Regions from separate parts of the Homo sapiens genome. Here region 1 is linked to region 2. A link is a loop called in an ENCODE intact Hi-C map of the cell type or tissue named here. Cell type or tissue: mammary epithelial cell. All regions are shown on one strand.

Region 1 (2,500 bases), 180 kb before region 2:
TTGGTTTCTCTACATCTTCATCTGTACATTCAGGTGTACATTCTCTGCATTCCCTCTTCGACCTAGTCCAGCCGGGCTTCTTGCCACATCACGCCTCTAAGCCTGCTTTTATTGGGAGTGTCAATGAGCCTCAGGTCACCAGTCCAATGGTCACCACTCTGTCCTTATCTTGCATGACCTCTCACCAGCACTGGGATACAGTTGGTCACTCCTTCTGTCCTGGAACACTTTGCTCTCTTGGCTTCTGTGATCACCTTCTCCCGATTTTCTTCTTACCTCACTGGTGGATCCTCTTCATCTCTTTTACACATTCCTTTTTCTTTGCTCAACCTCTAAATTTTGAGTTCTCTGAGGCTCAGTCCTCACTCTCTTCTCTCTCTCTCAGTCTCTCCTTGGGAAATCTCACCCAGTCCATGGTTTAAATACAGCTTATAGGCCACACACCATCAAGATTTTAACCTGTTTATCCAACTGCCTACTCGACAAACCCACTGCAAATCTAACAAGCATCTCAAATCTAACATGTTCATATCATGGTTTTCCTCTAAACCTGCTCCTATACCAGTCTTCCCCAACTTAATAAATGATACCACTCTCCAGCCAATCTCCTAAGCTGAAAACAGAGTAGGAGGCATCCTTGATTTCTTTATTCTCATTACTCTTCACATCTAATACGGCAACAAATCCCGATAACTCTATGTCTAAAACACATCTTCAGTCAGTCCACATATCTCTTCCTCTCCTACAACAATCCTGTCCCAAGCCACCATCATATTATACCCGAATACAGCAACCTAATTGGCCTCTTCATTTCCACCCTTGTCCCCCACATTCCATTGTCCATGCCACAGCCAGAATATTTAAGACATAACCAGACTGCTTTGTTCTCTTGCTTAAAACCCTTAAAAAGCTTCCTGTTGCACTTAAAATCCAAGTTTCTAATCCTAGCTTACAAAGTCCTATGCAGCCTGATCTTTGCTCACCGCTTCAGCTTCCAATTCCACCACTCTCCCCCTGCCTGCTACTTTCCAGCTTCACTGGGTTTCTTTGCTACTCCTCTCAAACTCAGGATCATCTCCTCCTGAGGCCCTGCAGCAAACATCCTTTCTGCCTGGACTGCTCTACCATAATCTTCATATGGCTGTTGCTGTGTGGTCACTTGGGCCCTGCTTAGATGTCTCTTTCTCAAAGTGGTCAATCATTACAAAGGAGCCATTCAAAGATTCTCTGTTATATCCTTTTTAAATTATGTATGGCATTTATTATTTTTATATATTTAATTACTCATTTTCTTCCCTCCACAGGGAGCACAAACATTGTTCTTATCCATTGCTATCTCTCCTGTGGCTAGAAGCATGCTAGCACACTAAGGAGACTTAACAAATACTTGCTAAATGAGTAACCTGAAATCTAGGTCTAACTCTAGCCAACAACCAAGAGAGAAGGTTGTGCAATAAAAAAAAAACCAAATGGAAACATCTCCCCTTCCTGTCAAAACACAGCTGTATTAAGGCAAGAAACCATATTCTTTTGAAACAATTCTAGGGTAGCAAATAGAAAATATATTTACCTTATTATTACATCATAGGAGTCGATTTTTTCTCCTAATGTCTTATTCTTCAAAACTCCTCCATTACCAACCACCACACACTTTTTACAGGGTATGCTGTTGGACAGATGGACAAGTGAGAGATTGAGCCATCTTTTACAAAACTGATTCCAAGAATCCATGCATACTGTCAGAAACCCAGTGCCAAATTCCACTTGTTGCGCAAGTAGAAAAAGAACCAACTGCGACTTACAAGTCTAGAGCTGTATTAAAAAGATACAAGATTCAATGAGTAACATTCTATAGGAAGAGCATATCATTGTCAGCAACTATTATCAGCCCATACATGTTCTCTCATTTGATTCTCATACCCACCTATTGAGATAAGTAAGCCTGATATTCCCAGTATACAAATGAAGAAAGAGGTTCAGAAATCTATTATGTAACATTTTAAAGTCATACTCCAAAGTGGAACTAGCATGTGGATCCAGAACTTGAGACTGTGAAACACACCTCCATATAGGACTCTGCATTTGTGTTTTACATTATGCAGGTCTACATTCTTTGCCAGCATTACCCACTCCTCGAAGATTCTACCTCTGGCTCTCTGCTGCACAAGTGTGGAGATGGACAGTTTGGAATCTGGTGAGAAAAGTGCAGTTTTCTGTACCCTGCCCATGCTCACTTCAATTTCTCAAACATGGACTGGTCCTTGGAGCTTAACCAATACAAACTAAAAGTTCACGCGGTGTTCCTGGCAAACAGCTTTAAAGTAGAACACAAAGGGGAACTTCGTGTTGCTGGTCCATCTCTCTCCCAGCTCTTACCCTCACCCAGGCAGGCCTGGAGAAATGACAAAATAGACTGTGTCCTTGCCCGCTAGGGAACAAAACCACAGAAGGGAAAGTTGTTGAGGCTATCCTTCCAGGGCCCTCATGGCATGGAAAGTCT
Region 2 (2,500 bases):
CTCTGGCCTCTCCCACCCCTGTGGCAGCTCCTCCCATTCTAGCCACTGGCATGATAAGCAGAACTGAAGTTTATTTCAGTATTTCTTAGGTCAAACACTTCAAAGCTGCCACAGTTCCTGAAAATCTACCCCAACATCTACAGGATCACCAGGTGAGATGCTGGATGTACCCCCTTCTCAGCTTCTGGTGCTACAGAGAACAGTCCAGTTTTTCTCTGGTGACTGCATAGTTCACAGGAGTTCTCCTTGCAGGATCTGCTGCTCAAAACCTAGGGAGGATGCCTGCCAGGTACTCTATCCTATATGTTTGTATAAAACAGCGGGGTGTGGTTGAGGCAGAGTACTTTATTACAAGCTTGAGCTCTGGTTTGAACTCCAAAGAAGGAAGGATTTATAATGTTCAAATTATTGTGAGTCACTGTTGTGGATAATCCTAAAGTTTTCTGGAAACCCTTTCTTGGTTGGAAAAGGAGCAGCATTACATCTACCTGACCTCCCCGATATACTGCCTCCACTCTCTTCCCTTGCCTCCCACCCCCCCATTTCACTTCCAGAATAATCTATCTCAGATATAAACCTCATTAAGCCATCTTCTGCTTTAATGCCTTTTGATGGATTTCTATGGACTTATGAATAATGTACAAGTTCTTTAACAGAGCATAAAAAGACCAGCCTCATTTCGCTCCATTTTCTATTCTGCAATTTTTGTTGCTGCCATTCCATTATCACTGTAGCTAAGAGTCGGAACATGAGGTCTTTGCCTGACTGGGTACTCACTATTAAGAGGATCCTTCTTTATTGATTGATTGATTGATTGAGTCAGAGTCTCTGTCACTCAGGCTGGAGTGCAGTGGAGCAATCATAGCTCAATGCAGCCTTGAACTCCTGGACACGAGCGATCCTCCTGCTTCAGCCTCCTGAAGCTGGGACTACAGGCGTACACCACCACATCTGACTACTTTATTTATTTAATTTTTAGTAGAGTTGAGGTCTTTCTACGTTGCTCACAGGGTTCTCGAACTCTAGGCCTCAAGCAAAACTCCTACCTTGGCCTCCCAAAGTGCTAGGAATACAGGGTGAGCCACTGTGCCTGGCCCCTTTTTAAATTTTTAAAATAGTTCTGTATTTCTCAAGAGTGACTCTAAGGTCCCCTGCTATACAATCAATAAATATGATTATTAAAAATAATACTTATAATAATAGAGCTAATATATATTGCTAGGCACTAGGTTGTGTTCTAAGTTAACTTATCTAATCATCACAACTACCCTAAGAGGGAAATGTTATTTCTAACTTCATCCAGTGGATGAGGAAATCCAGGCACAGGGAGGTTACCTAATTGCCTAAGTTCACAAATGGCAAAGCCAGTTTTCAAACCCTGGCCATCAGACTCCATGAGCCATTCCCTTAACTATGCTCTTAGAGAGTATCCCATTAAAAAGCAGGTTCACAGGCTCCTCTACAGCCTCGAAACATACACTTTTAACAAGATCCCAAGCTCTAGATGCTGGTTTGCAAATTAGTAGGTGAGTGCCCTCTAGTGTACACACGAGTGTCACACATTTGTTGATGTATCATGTTTTCTAATGTGCTCTGTAAAAAAGAGCCAAATTTCATTATGCACGTATTTCAGTGGTTGTAGTTGGATAAATTATATTCATGTCGATGACTAAACTGGTTTGTACCACCTTAAATTTATTTTTGACACAAATTCTATAAACACAGTATTGCCATAAACGCTGTCTCTCTGGTTAGACCCCAGCAGCTCCTAGAAATTCAATTTAAATATTGGAGGCCCCCCTTCCCAATACAGCTTGTTGTTAAGAATGGAGGTTCATAGCCTTAGTGCACAACAAATGCTAAGTGGAAAACATCACATCCACTCTGCAAGAGTCAGGTTTTATCCATCCTCTCTATGTTGGTTGCACTAGACCATTAATTGTCTTCAGTAGGCCGCGCTCAGCTTATTCCCTCATAAGGGGATGCCATTACATTTGAGGCCCTCAGTCTTTCTTCCTGTCATCTTTAAGTGAAAGTTAGAATAGAGATAATCCATCCACTATTTAGTGTGATGTGCATAAACTCCCTATGTTACTACGTTAGGCTACTGGTTATTCTCAGAAAGGATTCCATTCACGTATTTATTAGGTTATAATTTAGTGTTTATAACAAAAGACCCCAAAATTCAGTGGCTAAAACAAAAGTGAAGTTCATTCTGTCTGATTGAACTTTCCAGAGTCATAGTCCAAAATGCATAGTGTTGCTCTGTCATCCTCACTCAACACACAGATTTTATTTCTGGGTTCAAAGTGGCTGTTCCACTTCATGCCTTCACAGCTGTATCCTAGCCAGTAGCGAAAAGGCCAGAGGAAGCACATTTATTCCTTTTAAGAATAAACTCAGAAGTGACACACAATAGTTTTATTCACATCCTACTGGCCAGGATTTGATCATAAGCTTCAAGAGGGGATATGAGTGTAGTGGAAGCATTCTGCTCTAC

Evidence for each region. A loop is a pair of places that touch in the nucleus more often than their neighbours do. Peaks named below come from ENCODE experiments on the same cell type or tissue, not always from the same donor. Only the 100,000 strongest peaks of a DNase experiment are listed, where the experiment ranks them.
Region 1: a loop joins it to region 2, with 6 times the contacts of the local background. A loop is called at or near these places in 23 of 110 quality-filtered maps.

The regions. Positions count from the first base shown.
Region 1 is chr3:98,784,111-98,786,610 of GRCh38, reverse strand. It overlaps ST3GAL6 (ST3 beta-galactoside alpha-2,3-sialyltransferase 6), which reads right to left. Exons shown (of 10, transcript NM_001323368.2): 6 at 1,571-1,666. Among named protein-coding and RNA genes, the nearest start is that of ST3GAL6, 22 kb to the right of the region's middle. In mammary epithelial cell, no CTCF peak of the experiment used is centred here; DNase peaks (open chromatin) are centred at 1,390 and 1,750; H3K27ac peaks cover 746 bases.
Region 2 is chr3:98,601,297-98,603,796 of GRCh38, reverse strand. No RefSeq gene overlaps it. Among named protein-coding and RNA genes, the nearest start is that of CPOX, 8.9 kb to the right of the region's middle. In mammary epithelial cell, a CTCF peak has its summit at 1,531 (motif pointing left); no DNase peak of the experiment used is centred here.